Linked DNA regions of Homo sapiens: region 1 is linked to region 2. Evidence: read pairs that join two places in POLR2A ChIA-PET (ENCODE). Cell type or tissue: A673. All regions are shown on one strand. Links, peaks and the distances in the headings refer to the core of each region. The heading gives the core; the rest is flanking DNA.

Region 1 (10,662 bases), core at 4,505-7,004, 110 kb before region 2:
CCATCGTGCTCAGCTCCTTTACACATGTTAAATCATTTAATGTGTACAATTTGGAGTTGTAATTATTATTATTTTTATTGTAAAATATAACAAAATTTACCATGTTAATAATTTTTAAGTTTACAGTTCAGTGGCATTAAGTACATTCACAATGTTGTGCAATCATCGCCACCATCCATCTCTAGACCTTTCATCTTCCTCAATTGAAACTGTGTACCCATTAAACAGTTTCCCTGTTTCCATGGACGCCAGCCCCTGGCAACTACCATTCTGCTTCTCTGTCTATGAATTTGACCACTCTAGGTAGCTTGTGTAAGTAGAATCATACAATACTTGTCTTTTTGTGTCTGGCTTATTTCATTTAGCATTATGTTTTCACAGTACATCCATGTGGTAGAATGTGTCATTTTATCCCCATTTTACAGCAAAAGAAACTAAACCCAAAGTCGCATAGCTAATAAAGTGAAATTGAGATTGACACCAAACCTAAAAGTCAAGTCTGATGAAGTACGATTGATCTTGATTTATTTAGCCTATAGATATTTAGCTTGGGGAAGAGAACTTTTTGAGTATTTGAAGGACTCTAATAAGGATTATTACTTATATAACTAACTGTTCATCGCTAGACTAATAGGTGTAAATTAGAGGCAGGCAAATTTTGTTTTAGTAGAAGGAAGAATTTTTTAATAGAGCTGTTTTTGGATGATATGCACTACCCTAAAAAAATTGTTGGAAATAACCTTCAAAAGACTGCTGAATGCTCCTGTGGCAGGCGATGTTACAAAGAAGTAAAAAAGTTGAATTGGGTGAATTCTGAGTGTTCTTTTAATTCTGTTGCACTCTATGTGGGAGCATAAGAAACCTTCAAGACAGGCTGGGCATGGTGGCTCATGCCTGTAATCCTAACACTTTGAGAGGCCAAGGCAGACAGATCACTTGAGGTCAGGAGTTCAGAACTAGCCTGGTCAACATGGTGAAACCCTGTCTCTGCTAAAAATACAAAAATATTAGCTGGGCATGGTGGTGGGCGCCTGTAATCCCAGCTACTTGGGAGGCTGAGGGAGGAGAATTGCTTGAATCCGGGAGGCAGAGGTTGCAGTGAGCTGAGATCACGCCATTATACTCCAGCCTGGGCGACAGAGCAAGACTCTGTCTCAAAAAAAAAAAAAAAAAGAAGATACCTTTAAGACAGAGTGCTAAGCTTAAGTGTGAGGAGATATTTAGCAGCGGAAGCATCATGAATGTTTTCCCTTTAAGTCTGTGGCACATTTCTCTGAATATCCTCAGTAATGGCCAGTTGTTTTCCTCTTGAGGGTAGGTTTGAATTTTGAAAACCATTAGAAGTCATTATCTTGCCTGGTGAATAAAAATGAGTTAGCAGGGTATTTAAAAGTCCTCAGCAGTCCAGCGCTAATTTACTTTTTTCCTAGATTTACTTGCTTTTGCCAGAACCTTCAAGAACATTTATGCCCTTTGGCTTTTGATGTTCATCTGTTTTTTTCTCTTCCTCCTCTTACCAAAATTTTACTTATTCTTCAGGCACAATGCAGATTTTCTTTCCTTTGTGAAATTCTCCTGAATTTTTAACTTGGTTTACTTCCTCTTCATTGTTAACCTATCACTGTTTATATACCCTTTTTTAGAGTATATTTAACGCAACCACCTTGTGCTTTGGTCTGTGTAGTCTAGAATGTGAGCAGTTTAAGCAGAAGGATAGTAGCATATTCATCTTTATGTTTCTGAACAGGACCACAGTGTAGTAAGAGTTCAGTGACATTAATTTAAATGAAATCAATCTATCAGTGATGTTAGGTTAAAATGAGGCAAAACTGTAAAACAGTGAGACCAGATTTCTTACATGACGCTTATGCCAGTTACAGATGAGATACTTCACAGATTCTGAATAATGGCAGTATTGAATGTATACTTTCCCATGATGAATTAAAGAAGAAAATACTGTCTAGATGTAGTGTGTGATTTTTAAAATAAGTTTAAAAATTAGCCAAAATACTGGCATCGCTCTGTTTAGTAGGATTACAGAAGCACTTTGTTTTAAACTTCTTTGTACTTTTTGTGATTTCCAAGTTTTCTGATAAGACATGAATTGCTTTTAGAATTTAAAAAATCCTATTGATAAAATTTAAGTCAGTTTTATTACTCTGTGATCATGTGGGGATCATAATATAACATGATACATTAGAAGCCTTTTTACTTGTAGTTTTCCTTGTTACTTAGTAGTAGTAAGATTATATATCACAGATGGATACATTTTGGCTTCAACAAATATGGTTTCATTTATTGAGTAACTGCCATAGGTGGAGCACTGTGCTGTAATGATAGCACATTTTTGATAGAATTGGAACCCAAGATATGTATTTGATCTTATGATCTATTATTCTTGTTTGTTTTAAATTTAACAATTTAATTGGGCAAAAAAAACATTTATTGAACTGGGTAGCACCCAGGACCGAAAGTGATTTAGAATGCTTCTTAGAATGTTCTTAACTTTACACTTAAAAAATTAAATTCCACAAGTGTAACTATTAAAACATTTATCAGATCTACCTAAATAAATCATGTAGTCTGTTTTCATGAAAAACACAACTTTGGTTTTTAGGAATATCAGATAAGGAACACCAAAGTTGTATAGCTCACATCCTGTGAGCCTTCTGGATCACTGATGTTGCTACTGCTCCTCAGTCCCCATCTTTGGGGCCTCCGTGTATTCAAATTCCTATGCCAGATTGCCCAGGGAACCTGGTGCTGATACCCTGGTAGCCCAAAAAGGCTACTTGCCTTCTACTTCCACTTACGCAGACCCCTGCCTCCTTACCCTTCTGCTAGGAACATATCTATAACTATATAAATTCATGTAATTTTGACATTATTTTTTAAAATGGCAATTTGGGCAGTAAATAGCAGAATTAAGTAGTGTCTTAATATAAATGGTTTGCATTACCTGAATACACTATTCCTTGTAGTAATTATCTGTACTACCCAGAGCACATTGCATGTGACTCCTGTTGGGCTAATTTTCAGTAGCAAAAATGAATTTGTAAAATAATGTAGGTTTTAAGGCTTTGGTAATAATAAGTTCTTATTTCACCTCTTTCATTTACTCAAAATTACGTCTTCTGAGATCTTTTGGGATCGAAGTTATGGAGGAAATGAACAACTTTAGGACAAACTAGCTTATTTAAGAGGAAGGCTTTAAACTAGGTCTTTAGGAGTGGCTCAGAAATTGCAGAACAGTTTACTTTGATCTGGGAAAGGTCTCACATTCTGGAATAAAATAGAAATTAGAGACTTTAGAGAAAAAAATATTGATTCTATCTCCTTGAAATATGAAGAATAATAGATGCAATATAATGTAGTACCACGGTATCAGATATGAAATTCTTGAAAGTATTTGGAAAGATAAGACAAAGGAAGTTGTATTTAGTTAAAAATCAGGTTTATAATTCATGAGGATGAATCAAATCATCTCCCACTTCTGCAGTGTACTAGACTGAAACTCCTCCCCCACACATCCCTCTCCTACTCCATTCAGGAGCTTCTGCTCCTCTCTCTGTGAGACAGTAAGAAAGTACCCAATTATGTGTGGCTCTTGAGGCTTATTTTGTTTGAAAAGTGTGAATGAGAACCAGGAGTGGGCCAAGCTAGTCTGTAAGTGACCCTTGACTCCAATAAGCTTGAGGAATGGGATTTAATAGGTACTCTCAAGTTAGGTTTTTAGTATGCATTTAATACCTAATCGGTACTATATTCTATAGTGATAATCAGACTAAATTGTGTGTTTTTGCTAATACCTATTTAGTAGATACAGAAAGAGTACTTTAGTAATTTTAGGCTTTGAATGCTTATATCTTTTGAGTGGGCCTGCTCATTTCTCCTCTGAGTGGGAGATAATGAATCTTGTGTTGACCTGTCACAGTGAAACTCTTATTTGCCATTGGTTATACTTAGGACTGATGGTGGAGTGGATTAAGAAGCAAAACCCAAAAAACTGATGAATCCTAGAAACCTGAATCTAGAGGTTTGGAACTTGATGAGCAGGCACGGTAAGTCTTGATGGTAGTGCAGCCTGCGAGTGAAAGAGGCTAACAACCTTTATGTGAGGTGTAATAATCTAGTTATATCTTAATTCATCTTCACATTTCTGTCTAACGCCATGTCTGGCCAGTGGTAACTGCTGTATAAATATTTGTTTAAATTACTGAGTGGAGCATAAGCTTTCAAGGTGTTTAGAGTTTGGTTAGGAGACAGAATGAACATAGAATTCTGTTCTCTCTGAAACCAGTAATATTTTCTAGAAGAAAGGTGTATATGGGCTTAAAAGTGAGAGCCGGGACTTTGGATTTGGGCACACATGGAAAGGTATTTTTTGCTGTCTGTGAGAATCAACAAGTTTAGGGAAAAGAGCGAGTGATACATTTGAGTAGGGTAGAGAAAAGGCCTGTGAAGATCTTAACTAAAGGGATGTTTGTTAGGGAACAAGTGAGAAAGCTGAATCATTGGGTTGGAGATCATACTGTGAATGGCCTGTGAAATCTAGGAGGAGAGTTTTTGAATATTGGAATGCTTTTAACAAAATGGCATTTTGGAGAGGTTAGTGTGGCAATAGTATGTAGGCGAGAACACAAGTCATAGCTACCTTTATTGGCTAGAAAACAGCCTCTGAGGTTTGTGTCCACCTCTTCTGCCCTGAAGTATTCAAACCAAAGTATTGAATTCAAACCAAACTATTGAGTCCACAGTGATACTCTTTCCATTTCATACCAACTACTTATAATATGTTGCATGAAAACCATCACATCACATCAAGCTAAATGATTAAAGATTAGGCCATTTACCTATGAAGGAAATAATAGATATCATTTTGGTTTCAAGATTGTTTAGTTCCTCTTAAAAAACATTCACATTGTTTAAAAATGTCATTTTGATCTTATTAATGTTATTGTAAGGATAATCCCAAACAGGATTCTGCAACCTTGACATTTGGGTCAGATAACTCTTTGTTGTGGGTGCTATCCTGTGTGTTGTAGGATGTCCAGCAGCATCCCTGGCCAATCAAAAATGTCTCCAGATGTTGCCAGGTGTCCCTTTGGGGCAAAATTACCACAGGTTAAGAACCATTGCCTTAAAGGATACTTATGGTATGGTGTCAACATGACCAGAAATAACTAGTACTGTATTGCAGTAATAAGTTTCGTATTCTAGTTACTTTGCTCCATTTACATTTTCTAAGTCAAAAATAGTGCTTGATATGGTTTGGCTGTGTGTCCCCACCCAAATCTCATCTTGAATTGTACTCCCATAAGCCCCACGTGTTGTGGGAGGGACCTGGTGGGAGATAATTGACTCATGGGGCGTTTTCCCCTATACTGTTCTCTAGATGGTGAGTTAACTCTCGCAAGATCTGATAGTTTTATCAGAGGTTTCCGCTTTTGTGTCTTCCTCATTCTCCCTTTGCCTGCTGCAATCCATGTAAGATGTGACTTGCTCCTGCTTGCCTTCCACCATGATTGTGAGGTTTCCCCAGCCTTGTGGAACTGTAAGTCCAATTAAACCTCTTTTGTAAATTGCCCAGTCTCAGGGATGTCTTTATCAGCAGTGTGAAAACCAACTAATACTGTGTGGTTCTGAAAATTAAGAATAAGTTAAGGGATTGGGCACTACTTGAGAGTCAATGGAGCACTAACCAGATGAGATGTCAGAACAGTAGATTTAAATTAGAACTGCCTTGGGGAAACTGGAATGAATGGTCACCCAAGAAGTAATCATCAGACATTTATTGAGTACCTGCCATAGGTGGAGCACTATCTATCATGGTAAGAAATAGTCATAAGAACTTTGATGGTTGGAAAGCTTCATGAAAGCTTCAAAAAAGACTTCATGGTCAGTCTTGAAAGGCAAAGTAAGGCTAGGTTAGATTAAAAAAAAGGAAACTTTTTTTTTCCTTTATAGTGAAAATAACTATGAACAAAGAATCCGTGGGTTAAACTCTCCACGATGCATGAAACAAACATTTATTTGGTCAGTTTGGCTGAAAACAGAAGGTTTTTTTTACTGGAGTAAAGATCAAAGGACATAGTTTTGAATCTGGTAACACAGGATTTTGAAAACTAAGCTGTGGAGTATATCTGATGGGAAAGTTTTTAGGCTGTGAAACAGTGGTATGTATATATGTGTTTCAGAGTATAAGTGGTAGAGTGTAGATAGATTGGAAATATGAAAGTCTGCTAGGTATGGAGAAAACAGTTAAGATTATTGTAACAGTCCGTACTTGATGAGATGGGGCCTAGACTAGAGCAAGGTCAGTGGAAATGAAAAGGAAGGGATGGATTTAATAAGGATTAGTGAATCAATAGGATATGTTAATTGAATATGTAGAGAGAAAACAGTCGACATTGGCTCAAAAATTTTCATTTATTGATTGGAAAAGATGATGCTATTTTGAGGGTTTTTGGGGGGATGTCCGTAAGAAGCAGTTTAGAGCTCTGTGACTGACACCAAGGAGAAAGATTAGAACTATCAGAAAATTATGTATGTCCAAAAACCAATAGTTGGTTATGGCAAAACAGCAACAAAAACTTTCAAATTAAAAAAAAAAGTTATCTGATAAACATAGAATAAAATAGTAGGAACAAGTATTTAGTTGTATCTTAAGAGTTGATAGAATAACAAAAAGATCCTGGGCTATATAAAGTGAAGGAATAGAAGAGCTCATTTTTACACTCTGTGCATTTTCAGACCCTCAAATCATCACTTCTAGCTTGGGTGATTAAACTGTTGTAAGTGATATAGAAAAAACTGATGGGAAAGGGAAAAAGTTAAGGGATTAGAGTGGTTAAACTTAGCCTCTTAGAGAAATTGGGCTATAATTTGATTACTGTCACTTGAGAGAGAGATCCTCGTTAATTGTTACGGATATTTTTTTTTTTCCCCCCTCAGGCTGAGTCTCGCTGTGTTGCCCAGGCTGGAGTGCAGTGGAGCAATCTCAGCTCACTGCAACTTTTGCAGCCCGGGTTCAAGCGATTCTCCTGCCTCAGCCTCCCGAGTAGCTGGGATTACAGACACCCACCACCACATTCAGCTAATTTTTATATTTTTAGTAGCGATGGGTTTTCACCATGTTGTCCCGGCTGGTCTCATCCGGACCTCAGATGATCCGCCTACCTCGGCCTCCCAGAGTGCTGGGATTACAGGCATGAACCAGTGTGCCCAGCCTGTTATGGGTATTTTGAAAGGAACAAATAATGAAATGATTATGAATTAAAATAGGAAAAATTTGATTCAGTTGATCTACAGCTGGTAACCGAATGGTTAGGACCAAGAAAAAAATGTAAAATTTTCTTTTCTTTTCTTTTTTTCTTTTTTTTTGAGAAGGAGTCTTGCTCTTGTCACCCAGGCTGGAGTGCTGTGGCACCATATCAGCTCACTGCAACCTCCGCCTCCCGATTTCAAGCGATTCTCCTGCAGGGATTACAGGCGACTGCCACCATACCTGGCTGATTTTTGTGTTTTTAGTAGAGGTGGGGTTTCGCCATGTTGGCCAGGCTGGTCTCTAATTCCTGACCTCGTGATCCGCCTGCCTCAGCCTCCTGAAGTGCTGGGATTACAGGCGTGAGCCACTACACCCAGCCAAAAATTTTCATTGTTATATTTCAGGAAAAAAATGCCACGCTCTCTTATGATTCTTCATACTTACTTCCTTGCATTCCTTTTCTACTGTGTGCCAGGAAGTTTTCTTTGGGGGTGAGGAGGCATAAGGGATGATGTGAAATATTCTTATTCCTGTTCTTGAGAAGCTTAGAATCCCATGTGAAGACTGTTATAAAATTATATAGAAATTGGGTATATACGCAGAATCACAAACTCTAACAATGGAGAATTAGATTAGGTTTTCTTTTAGGACAATGTCAATTCTAGTAATACTATTCCTTCTTCCCCCCAAGTGTATTTTGTGCTTTCTGATCATCTCAGAATACAGTATAGTTCAGGAATCCTCACATACCTGTTCTTATTTTTATATATAATTCAAAAGAAAAAAGGAAGAGAATGTCTAGCCTGGTATTCTTAAATATTAACTTTAGTTGTATAAACAGAATACAGTATACCCGTCTCTCTTACCTCCTACTCTGGCATGTAACATAAAAATATGTTAAACTTTCTTTAGCACTTCAATGTTAAGGTTAAACACGTATTTAATATACACATTTTATATGTTTATAAATATATAAATGTAGATTATATCTAATTACATATATTTATATTTTTCTCATTCTTACCTGGTTTATATTTTCACAAAGTTGGTAAAATATTTTAATTTTATTATAACTCAAAATAATTTTAGAATCTATAGGAATACTACAGATAGAAAATTCTGAGATGACAATTTTTTAATCTTTACTGTGTTAATAAACCTTTGTTATCAGTGTTTTGTGGGTTCGAACTTTATGTTTCTGTATCTTTTCCAAGATAATTTATTTGTAGATGCTTTATCAACAGTATGAAAAAGTGTTAATTTTTTAAACCTAAATCATTAAGTTGACAAACTATTAAAAGTCATTATAGCAGTATGCATTATCATCTTGGATTTGAAGAATATATCATTTGCTGAAAATATGACGTTTTAGCCAGGAACTAACATGTTCTATGGGTAAGATCCTGTTTTAGCCACTAAAAAGCAAAGTACTCTAAAATAAACTGCATGGATTATGCATGTTTGTAATGTTTATATGTATATATTATATATGCACATATCCATACATATACCCATGTGTGTTTTCTATGGACTAAAAACTTCTTGTGTTAGTAATTGCTATCTATATATGCAGTTGTAGCTGAAAAGATCTGTACTAGTAGCTGAAAAGATCTGTACTAGTAGCTGAAAAGATCTGTACTAGTAGCTGAAAAGATATGTACTAGTAGCTGAAAAGATCTGTACTAGTAGCTGAAAAGATACGTGCTAGTATACATAAAGACTGTATTGCAGCTATTGCCACAATTTGCAAGTCTGGAATAGTTTGAGACTCCCTGTCTTCCTGATGTCTTCTCTCAAAAAGAAGCAACTCAGTTTCTGATTGATGCAGTCTAGGTTGGTCTCACTGTAACTAGTGTTTCCCAGCATTCCCAGGTGCATAGTTATGGTTCAGCACTAGAAGTTTGTTTTTTAAAGACTTAATTCTGAACCTCAAGTTTAGTGACACTTCAAGGAATATCAAAATTGTTTTGATTCTCTTAAAATTAAAAAAACCATGCCATACTGGAATGGGAATAAAGTGAGTCATGAAATGAAAATGGAATCATAATAGCTATTTCTAAAAATTTGAAATATTTTAAAAGGTTATCTTCAGTTTACTCTGCTTGCTTTGCACTGTTTTTTGGGTTCACTGTGTTGTGTTGTGTTCTGTCACACATACTGTTTATATACACATATATTCTACCCTGCAACTAATGTCACTTCAGTGCTTGAAAATAGCTCTGTTCTAAAACTTTATTAATGAGTTTGCCTTGCTAATAATTATTAGTATTATTGATAATATTTTTAATATTCCTCTAAAAACCAGAAGAACATATTATATATATATTTATATAAGTATAGTATTATATATCTTTTAGTTAGCTGATGGGCCAAATATAATAATAAAATAGCACTATGAACAATCTAGAAGTTCAAAAAGACGCCGTATATTTGAACTGAATATGTTTTTCTTCAACTTAATTGTGATTTTTGGTTGTAGTAGTAGGTGGGATTGATTGAAACCTTATATTTTATAGTTGGTAAGGCTTAAGAGAGCAGGGAACATTGTGGCTGTTAAAATGATTATATTTAAGTCTTTTTTTTTTTCCTCCTGTTTCAAGAGACAGGGTTTCTCTCTGTTGCCCAGGCTGGAGCGCAGTGGCACAGTCATAGCTCACTGCAGCCTTGAACTCCTGGGCTCAAGCAGTCCTCCCACCTCAGCCTCCCAAGTAGCTGGGACTATAGGCACCTGCCACCGTGCTCAGGTGACTTTTATTTTTTTCCCCCAAGATGGAGTTTTGCGCTTGTTGCCCAGGCTGGAGTGCAATGGCATGATTTCGACTCACCGCAGCCTCCACTTCCACTTCCCGGGTTCAGGTGATTCTCCTGCCTCAGCCACCTGAGTAGCTGGGACTACAGGCATGCACCACCACGCCCGGCTAATTTTGCATTTTTGGTAGAGACAAGGTTTCTCCATGTTGGTCAGGCTGGTCTTGTACTCCCAACCTCAGGTGTTCCGCCCGACTTGGCCTTCCAAAGTGCTGGGATTACAGGCATGAGCCACCGCACCCGGCCCCACTGATGTTTTTAAAAAACTTTTGTAGAGACAGTGTCTCACTATGTTGCCCAAGTTGGTCTTGAACTCCTGGCCTCAAGTGACCCTCCCACCTCAGCCTTCCACAGTATTGGAATTACAGGTGTGAGCCACCACGCCTGGCCCTATTAAAGTCTTTAACTTAGGAATCTTTTATATTCTTTTTTAGCAATGCTATTAGGCAGTAAAGTATAATATTTAAGAGTACTGCTTCTGGAGCACTTTTGGTTTTGCCATTTAATAGCTGTGCCACCTTGGACAAGTTACTTACCTCACTTGTCTCAGTGACCTCATCTGTAGAATGGAGATTATAATAATACAT
Region 2 (10,662 bases), core at 2,930-5,429:
AGCCCTACCTTGTAATACTATCATATTGGTGTTAAGATTTTAACATATGAATTTTGGGGGAACATAAACATTCAGTCCATAACAGGGAAGTTGTACAGACACATAAACTGGAGTGTAGAACTGGACATTTAACAACCTCTACTTCTTCTTTTACTCCTCTCCCCCTACTCCCACACTTGAACCTCTTCTCCTCCTTTGAAAACAGGTTTTATTGAGATATAACTTACATACTGAGAAATCCACAAACCTTAAGGGTGGACCTAACAAAGTGCATCGTTAACAAACCTCCTGATGTTGGCCTATCCTTTGCCCCATCTTCCTCAAGTACATGGTGCTGTACATTCTTGAGCCATTGGGAATTTTGGGATGTAAATGGAGTTACTGGTGTAGTCAAACCCCAGTCTGGGTGACAGTTGGGCTGGCTGTCATTACTAATTCTCTCAGGAGACATTTCTGTTTTCTCTTTTTCTTCCCTAGCACCTAGGCTGAGATGAACAAGATACATTTTTATGTGCTTTGCCTTCGCTAAGGCACAGATACTTTTTCCTCTCCTACCTTTGTGAGGAGGCTGTGGCCCTTCAAGGCTCTGGCTTTATGTGGGCAGTCCCACTTCCTACTCCCCACCTGTGTATGCCCTGGGTTCTGTCTCTTGTGCCCTGTCTTTGCTTACCCCCATCGCAGCCTCTCTCCAGGGTTCTGGGTTCCTAGTATTGGCAGATGCTACATTCCTGGTTTTCAAAGACTATTTATTGTATTTAATTCAGCAGTTTTGGTGTTTTGTAGCTGGAGAATTTTTCAGAATATCTAGTCTGAGGTATTGCCAGGAACAATTAATCTTGTTAAATCCTATTCATCTTAAAAGGCTCAACTCAAAGGTCACCTCTTATGTAAAAGCTCTCTGTCCTTCTCCTGGAGGAGTTAGCCTTTCTTCCTCTAATGAAAGAAAGCTTCCACAGGCCCTGGTGACATCCCCACTCCAGGGCCGTCACTCACTTAAAAAGTTGCCTTAACTGTGTCCTTAGGGATCTGTCTCCACCACCAGTTAGGAGCTGCTCAAGGCAGGCACTTTAGGATGCATCTCTTATCTTCTACATTTAGTCCAGTGCCTACCACTGGGGTGTGGTGGGTGGGGGGAGGGAGAGGGGAAGAGACAATTCTAAATACTCACGGAATTAAAAGAAAGTAATTGATAATGCACTAATGCCATGGTTCAAGTTCTGCCGAGGCTCGCTCCCAGTCATGTGTGTTATGAGATACTCAATATACACACATTCAATACAAACACGTATTGGATGCCTTCATTCTGTCCCTGAAACTTGCCAAGCTTCTTCCCATTTCAAGGTCTTTGCAATTGTTTTCTTTCTGCTTGGAATGCCCTTCCCCTGGAAGTTCACATGGCTACCACCTTCCTCTTAGGTAGGTCCCAACTCAAATGCTGCCTTCAGAGACAGGGCTCTCCTAACCACCCCCACCCATGCCCAGCCAGGTTATCCAAATATTCTCTTCCTCATAGCATATGATTATAGAATCACTTAAAGTTAGCTTATTTTTAAAAACGTAATGCAATCTACATACTAGTATTCTCAGAATCTAGGATGATGCCACATGATAAATATTCAGTAAATAATTTGTGGACTGACTGCCTAATATGAATAGGTGCAAAGGATTTTTAAAAAATGAATATGGGGCCCTGGTAGGTTCACAAAGTTCAACTGCTGAAGACAGATCTTCTTTCAGACCACTTTTGAGATTTTTCTATGGCTGTGGTAGACAACTCGTAACATCTGCCTTTTTCTAGGCCAAAGTTTTCTAAGTTATCCTCTGGAACTCTGGGGATCTCACTCATCATGGAACCATGAGTTGGAGTGGGTTCAGCCTGTTTTCTAGGTAAAGTCCTGCCTTCGTCTGTAGGTAGTGCCGGCTTTGGTTCTCCTCAACAGTGTTACAGAGTGGGGTGGAATTCCTTCCAGATGGGACTTTGGCTCTGTTTGCCTTAAAGCATGTCCACCCCCCGCCCCCCACCAACTGCTTCTGCCTGTCCTTCCATCCTGTACTAGGTAGAAGGGAGGCATGAGATGTAGATAAGGGAGAACACACTTAGTTGGGATTTAGAAAAATGAGGTGGTACAAGGTGCCAGGGAGTTAGAAGAGAGGGTAGGGCTAAGAAGTGGGATAAAGGGAGAAAAAAAAAAGTGCAAAGGCCTCAGAAATAACTTGGGCCTATTTGGATAAGTAGGGTCAATTTTGCCTACAGTTAGCTTGAAAAAAAAAAATGCAGTTTCTCTTGACTTATCTTGGCAGGAAAGCTTGTGTGAAAATGGGGTAAGGGGGCCAAGCAGGGTCACTGACACTTGTAATCCCAACACTTTGGGAGACCGAGATGGGCAGATCCCTTAGCCCAGGAGTTCAAGACCAGCCTAGGCAACATGGTGAAACCCTGTCTCTACAAAAATTAGCTGGGTATGGTGGCACGCAGCTGTAGTCCCAGCTAATCTGGAGGCTGAGGTGGGAGGATTGATTTGAGCTCCGGAGGCGGAGGTTGCAGTGAGCTAAGATTGCATCACTGCACTCCAGTCTGGGCGACAGAATGAGACCCCATCTCAAAAATAAATAAATAAATAAACAAACAAATAAAAAAATAAATAAAAAATAAAAGAAAGTTGGGCAAGGAAGGGGGTGCAAGATGACAATTTTTTTTTTGTCCTGGGACATGAGCTTCTTAGCTGACAAGGAATATGGTGAAGCAGAGCATAGATTTCTCCTTCAGTTCTAACACTGCAGTCATTCTAAATCTCTGTAGCCCAGTGGAAATGTGCACCCTTCCTGTCTGCACCCCAGCCTTCCAACCATACTCCCACTTAGCTCTACATGCTAAGTGTGTCTCTTTGGAAATGGTTCTGACCACATCCAGCCATGTGTGCACATGGCTTCCAGCAGGGCCCCTTCCTTCAGCTCTAGAGTACCAAGAGTTTGTTAAAAATGCTAGTCCTCCTTCAGAGATTCTGATTCAGTAGACTCAATGATGGGTCCAGGTATCTGCATTTTAAACTAGCACCACAGGGATTCTGATACAGGCAATTTGTAAATGACTCTTTTATAAAATTGGTAGTTAGATTTACTAAATATTTCTATAAGCTAAGTGTGGTGCTAATCCCTTTAGATGCATTATCTTAATCCACACAAGAGCTCATCCAGTTATAGCTGAGGACACAGGCTGAGACGTCAGCTAGAACTTGTAAACGATGAATCCTGGCCTTAAAAACAAAGGCCTCTGATTACAAAGCCCACATTCTTTCATGGGCTAGGGATAGCTTTTAAATCTTTAAATTATTTTAGGAGTTTCTAATATCTTGCTACTCAAAGTGTGGTCCATGGACCTGTAACATCGAAGTCTTCTGGGAACGTGTTAGAAAAGTAGACTCTCAGCCCTCCAGGCCCTGTGAATCAGAATCTACTTTTTGACGGGATACCTGTGTGATGTCTATACACATGAAAGTTTGAGAAGCACTGTGATAATATATTTTATTTATTCATTTGTACCCTCATCTCATGCCAAAATAAATTACTGATGTCATTTCCTATTACATATTATGGAAATACCTTATACTGTAGCTTGCATATGATTCCTATTGGTTTATGAGCTATAATTCATCCATTCAACTAGATTTAGTGGAACTGATTTTATTATTTGTCACCCAGACTCTTAAAATTATCTCCTATTTGGTTTATCTGCCTTCAGTCTCTCCTGTCTTTTAATCTATTGCTAGAAAAGATTGAAAAAAAAAACAGTGGAACACATTATTGCAACAAAATCTTGGTGAAAAACCTACAATAATTAAAGTGCAGCTGCTCCGGTTGAAGTGTGTGTGCAGTGGAGGGTGGGGTCAGAGCTCTGTCTTTTTAGCTCCCCCCAGAATCCCCAAGACACTTCCCGTGAACTCCCAGGGGGTCTGTGGAGCACAGATGACCATGCTTACTCTCCCAGTTCCCCACCACAGCACTGTGACTCTTTCAAAATCAATTAAGTGATGCATTGCATATAATTTGGTAATAATGAAAGTACAAATGTTTGTGATGAATTTAGTTTAAAATAACTTGGAGGGAGTGGATTGAAGTCATGCTCTCTCTTGCATTCCAATATGCTTTCTTTAGGATGAAAGCCCTAATATTAGATACACACAGGAAAATGGGAGGATGTCACCATGGATGTCGTGGTGGGAAAAAGTCAAGAGTCATGGATCTAGGCTGGCTTCCAGGTTGCTGCCAGAGAGAGCTTCTTTAAAGCTGTAACTCTTTTTGCCTATAAACTCATCCTCCACAGCCTACAGAATTAATACGACCAATCTGCTTACCCCTGCTTATCTCTCTCATCTCCCACTCCTCCCAACCTCTCCAGGACTCCAGGACTCCAGCCCCCTCATGCCAAAACACAGCAGACCTTCCATGAGTCTGTGTCTTCCCAGGTGCTGTTCCTCTGCCTGGAAACATCTTTTTTTTTTTTTTTTTTTTTTACAGAGTTTTGCTCTGTTGCCCAGGCTGGAATGCAGTGGCGCGATCTCAGCTCACTGCAACGTGCACCTCCCAGGTTCAAGTGATTCTCCTGCCTCAGCCTCCCGAGTAGCTGGGATTACAGGAGCACGTCACCATGTCCAGCTAATTTTTGTATTTTTAGTGGAGACAGGGTTTCACCATATTGGCTAGGCTGATGTCAAGTTCCTATACTCAAGTGATCCACCTGCCTCAGCCTCCCAAAGTGCTGTGATTATAGGCATGAGCCACTGTGCCAGCTTGCCTGGAAATGTCTCTTTTTAAAAAAAAAAAAATTTTACTTTAAGTTCTGGGATACATGTGCAGAATGTGCAGGTTTGTTACATAGGTATACATGGTGGTTTGCCACATCTATCAACCCATCATCTAGGTTTTAAGCCCTGCATGCATTAGGAATTTGTCCTAATGCTCTCCATCTCCTTGGCCCCCACCCCCGACAGGCCCCAGTGTGTGATGTTCCCCTCCCTGTGTCCATGTGTTCTCATTGTTCAACTCCCATTTATGAGTGAGAACATGCGGTGTTTGATTTTCTGTTCCTGTGTTAGTTTGCTGAGAATGATGATTTCCAGCTTCATCCATGTCCCTGCAAAGGACATGAACTCATCCTTTTTTACAGTTGCTTAGTATTCCATGGTATATGTGTGCCACATTTTCTTTATCCAGTCTATCATTGATGGGCATTTGGACTGGTTCCAAGTCTTTGCTATTGTAAATAGTGCTGCAATAAACATACGTGTGTATGTGTCTTCATAATAGAACGATTTATAATTCTTTGGGCATATACCCAGTAATGTGATGCTGGGTCAAACAGTAACTCTGGTTCTAGATCCTTGAGGAATTGCCACACTGTCTTCCACAATGGTTGAACTAATTTACACTCCCACCAACAGTGTAAAAGCGTTCCTATTTTTCCACAGCCTCTCCAGCATCTGTTGTTTCTTGACTTTTTAATAATTGCCATTCTAACTGGCATGAGATGGTATCTCATTGTGTTTTTTATTTTCATTTTTGTAATGACCAGTGAAGATGAGCTTTTTACATATATTTGTTGGCTGCATAAATGTCTTCGTTTGAGAAGTGTCTGTTCATATCCTTTGCCCGCTTTCTGATGGGGTTGTTTTTTTTTCTTGTAAATTTGTTTAACTCTCTTGTAGATTCTGGATATTAGCCCTTTGTCAGATGGATAGATTGCAAAAATTTTTTCCCATTCTGTAGGTTGCCTGTTCACTCTGATGATGGTTTCTTTTCCTGTGCAGAAGCTCTTTAGTTTAATTAGATCCCATTTGTCAATTTTGGCTTTTGTAGCAGTTGCTTTTGGTGTTTTAGTTATGAAGTCTTTACCCATGCTTATGTCCTGAATGATATTCCCCTCACCTCCCCTATTGCTTTGCATGGTGCCTATCCCAAAGTAGATGCACTGTGAAGAGGGTTAAGTGAATGAATGGATGAATAAGTGAATGGAGTAGAGGAGAGGGGGGAGAGAGAAGGAGATGGGCAAAGAGAGAGAGAAGCTCAGGTATGCAAAGAATTAGAAAAAGAGAACCAGAGAGACATGAGGAATCCTGACCTTCAGTGCCTGGCCCTAATCCGTCCTGGAGCCTGGCTGTTCTACTTGCCTTTGGGATCTTTGATACTGGTTGTTGCCCTCACATTGGGCTCTGTTGCATCCTTTTATGTTTGTCTGTGAGTTGCTCAAGGGCAGAGATCTAACCTCACTCATCTTTGTATCCTCAGGGCCTGGAACACAGTAGGACAACAAGCTATTTCTCCCTTTCCACATGGAGAAAACTAAAGAAACTACATCATGTTTTAGGGTGTTTAGAGCCCTCTTTCTACCCTTTGCTGAAGGTGACATATGAAAACACTCCTTTGAATGAAAATAAAATACAGTGTGTTCTTCAGGGTTCTAATTTATCAGAAAGATTTTTCAAGTTCTAGTTTTTCTATAGTATCAAGAATTATTTATGTTGATTCCCTAAAGAAGCACCAGTACTTTATCATCCCAGTCATTTTCCATTTGCGTGAGATACACATCAGGAATTTCCTTCTTCATGTCAAACTCAGCACTGCACAGAGCCAGGCTTTTAAAACATAATTCATTAGCTTGGAAATAGGAAGTGACAAGAAGTAATTGATCTATTTCAATTTGCTCTCACAAGAGCTAGCTCTTATTTCTTTGCCCCATGGCCTCTTTTTATTTAGTGTATGTATTTTCCCCCAAATTTTTATCTTTTTTTTATTCAAAGGGGAGCAAATTTTAGACTGTTAAGGCTATTTTAAATCACAATTACAGACCTCTCAGTCTAAAATATCTACTTGCCTATTGCAATTAAATCTAGAAATCAGGCAATACCAATGTCTCCTGTTTTGCTGCTGCTCTCATCTCAGCATTCTAGCCAACCTTCTTTATTCTCTGCTTTCCCCTGCCCCCACGGAGATTTTAATTTTGTTAAAACGTTTTTACTGCAGCTGTGACTCAGGCAGCTCAGTTAGCTGCAGAAACACAATGTCATTTAATATTCCAACCCACAGCCCAGACAGTTTCACATTGGGTCATTTGGAGCAGAGCTGTTGAGAATGCTTTATATGACAATGATTGGCAACACCCTGCTGTTGAAAAAAAGGCAGCATGAAAAACAGCTAGTGTGCTCCTAGCAATATCTCTGTTCTCAATACCAGACCATGAACAGGAGCCAACTGAACAGAACCAAATGTGATCATCAGGTGACGATGTAATACTAAAGCCACACTCTTGATTTCCTCTGTGTTGGTTGGATAAGATGCTTTCATTCATTAATCCATTCGTTCATTTAATTATATTCAAAGTGGACCTATTTCAGGATAGGCACAATGCAAAGGCAATGCTAAGACATAAAACAATAGGGGCACAGCTCCTGCTACTAACATACCTGTAGTCTGTTGGAAAAGGTAGATTTCAAAAAAATATTTACAGGTTGTCTGGAAAACCAAGGAAGATAGCACTGAACACTAACAGAGAAACCAAAGGGGAGTTGAAGGGGCTCACAGAGGAAGTGAGATGTGAAGTATATTTCGAGGGATAAACTGGATATTTCCAGATGAAGAAAAGGAGTGGATATATCCCCCAGCAAAGAGATACATATGCAACAGCAAGAGACTGGTGTTGGCAGCTAAGGTAGAAAGGAGACAGGGTGGGATGGAGATCATGAATTCTACCTTATGATGTGTTCGCAGTATCTGGTTGATTTAGCAGTCAGATGAGATTTGGGGCTAGCAATAGAGATTTGGAAGTTAATGAGATCATTTTTGAGGTTGGACACGGTGGCTCACACCTGTAATCCTAGCACTTTGGGAGGCCAAGGTGGGCAGATTGCTTGAGCCCGGGACCAGCCTGGGCAACATGGCAAAACCCCATCTCTACAAAAAATATGAAAATTAGATGCATGCCTATGGTTACAGCTACTTAGGAGGCTGAAATGGGAGGATCACTTGAGCCCAGGAGGTTGAGGCTGCAGTGAGCTGAGATTGCACCATTGCACTTCAGCTGGGGTGACAAAGCGAGGCCCTGTCTCAAAAAAAGGAAAAAATCACCTAAGAATGTGCAGGGTGAGAAGAAAAATGAGCCCATGACTGAGTCTTTGGAACATTTAAGGATCTGACTAAAGAAAAGGGACACACAAGGAGTTGTGAAAAAGTGTAGAACGAGTACAAAGAAAAGTGTGTGGCAGATACACAAGGCCCTGCTTTTACCGAAACTGTCTTTCTCATTGTAGCATACTTTGTACCTGATAATCATTTGGATATCTATTAAATGAGTAACTTTAGATATGATCCCACTTAATTTTATCTTAGGAATGAGAAAAGTAAAGCCCAAAATTATGTAATTTGTGTAACTAAGGTATTTTCTTTATCTTTTTAAAAATTTTCACTACGATATAGCTAGGTATAAATTCCTTCCTTCCTTCCTTCCTTCTTCTCTTTCTCTCTCTCTCTCTTTTTTTTTTTCTTCAGTCTTGCTCTGTCATCCAGGCTGGAGTGCAGTGGCCTGATCTTGGCTCACTGCAACCTCCACCTCCGGGGTTTAAGCAATTCTTCTGCCTCAGCCTCCTGAGTAGCTGGAATTACAGGCACTCGCCATCACGCCCAGTTAATTTTTGTGTTTTTAGTAGAGACAGGGTTTGACCATGTTGGCCCAGGCTAGTCTCAAACTCCTGACCTCAAGTAATCCACCCATCTTGGCCTCCCAAAGTGCTGGGATTACAGATGTGAGCCACCACACCTGGCCTGAATTTATTTCTACTTACCCTTCTCAGGACTCATTATGCTTCCTGAATCTGGATACATGTCTTTCTTTGAGTCAAGAAAATTCTCAACAATTATATTTTAAATGATTACATTTTGTACATTCTTTCCTCCTGGAATGCCTATTAGATGTGTGTAGAGGTTTTTCATTCTATCCTCCATCCCTCATAATTTATCATATTTTTATTACCTCATCTCCATACTGCCTTCTGGGTAATGCCTCAAATCTATTTTTCAGTTTGCAAATTCTCTCCTTAGCCATGTTTAGCCTGCTATTTAACCTGTGACTGAGATTTTCGTTTCAATATTAAACTTTTCATTTCTGGAAGTGTTCTATCTTTTAAAAAATTATTTTTCAAATCAGCCTGGTCTTCTGGGAGCAATATTTTTTACCTTTTAATGTTTTATTTTCTGTCTTTAATTATGTATTTCCTTTCTATATTTTGGCCTCTAGCCAAAACATCTATTTACTGAGGCTCTTGAAATCTAATCAAGCTGTTTGGATGTTTCCTCATGGGTAGTTATCTTCTCATGTTTGTGACTGTTGATGAGAACTCTGAGGCCTGGGTTTAGGGTATGTCCCTCCAGACAGGCTCTGCTTTACTTCTGTTGGGTACCCTAGGATTTCACCATCCTGAGATCACATGTTGTGTCAATTTCTTAGGCTGGGTACACCTAGGCCACGCTACTATTATAAATTCTAACTTCAAACCTGCGTGAAGACAGGCCTATAGAGTGGGAGACAGAGAAATACTTAACAACCAGCTAGCTCTCTTGAGAAAAGCCCTGATTTGAAGCATTTGTCAATTGTTTTGCAAATATTTACATAATTGCTGATTTTAAGCAGCCAACTTAAGGCACTGAAGGAGGAGTTAGGAAGAAATGTGCACTTTCAGCTCTTGCAAACTACCACAAGCCATGGCTGCTAATTTCCCTCTGTTCCTAGTTCTTTCCACCAGGCCTCAGAATTGCAGTTCACTTGCATATTAGACTCCAAGAGGGCATCACAAACACCTTACACTCAACCATCTAAAACCCGAGTCTCAAACATGGCACTTTGCCTATGTGTTCTCTATCTCAGTTAATGTCATGCCCATTCATCCAGTTTTCCAAATTAAAGCCTAATTTTTTCTTGAATTATCTCTCTCCTTCTCCACAAATGTACCTTCTCTCAACTTCTATTTCTTCTCTCATATAAGCTGCCACTATTTTCCACTGGCATTATCATCATAGCCTCCTAGTTTGACTCCCTGGCTGGCCTTTATTCATCTGTATCCATTTGTCCAGGGCTTCTGGACCTGCCTTTCTGAGTCTTAAATCTGGAGATGTCACTTCCCTGCACAGAAAGCTTAGCTAACTTTCTGCTGTCAGCAAAATTAAGGTCCAAGTGCTTTTCATGCAATAGAAGCCCTAAATAATTTGCCCTACTACCCACTTTTCCATAGCTTGTTTCCTGTCCCTGCAACTTTGTTTTTTGTTTGTTTTTTGTTTTTTTTTGACACGGAGTCTCGCTCTGTCACCCAGGTTGGAGTGCAGTGGTGGGATCTCGATCTTGGCTCACTTCAACCTCCACCTCCCGGGTTCAGGTGATTCTCCTGCCTCAGCGTCCTGAGTAGCTGGGATTACAGGTGCCTGCCACCACGCCTGGCTAATATTTGTATTTATAGTAGAGACAAGGTTTCACCATGTTTCAACATGTTTCACCATGTTGCTCAGGCTGGTCTGGAACTCCTGACCTCAACCTCCCAAAGTGCTGGGACTGCAGGTGTGAGCCACTGTGCCTGGCCTGTCCCTGCCACTTTGTATCCACTCTCTGTTTCCAACATGGAAGTG

What was found. Peaks named below come from ENCODE experiments on the same cell type or tissue, not always from the same donor. Only the 100,000 strongest peaks of a DNase experiment are listed, where the experiment ranks them.
Region 1: POLR2A ChIA-PET joins it to region 2 with 12 read pairs; 5 of 35 experiments call an interaction of 5 or more read pairs at or near these places.

Annotation. Positions count from the first base shown.
Region 1 is chr4:48,347,534-48,358,195 of GRCh38, forward strand. The region is part of intron 1 of SLAIN2 (SLAIN motif family member 2); the gene reads left to right. Among named protein-coding and RNA genes, the nearest start is that of SLAIN2, 11 kb to the left of the region's middle. In A673, for the core only: no CTCF peak of the experiment used is centred there; no DNase peak of the experiment used is centred there.
Region 2 is chr4:48,463,707-48,474,368 of GRCh38, forward strand. No RefSeq gene overlaps it. Among named protein-coding and RNA genes, the nearest start is that of SLC10A4, 14 kb to the right of the region's middle. In A673, for the core only: no CTCF peak of the experiment used is centred there; a DNase peak (open chromatin) is centred at 3,945; H3K27ac peaks cover 472 bases.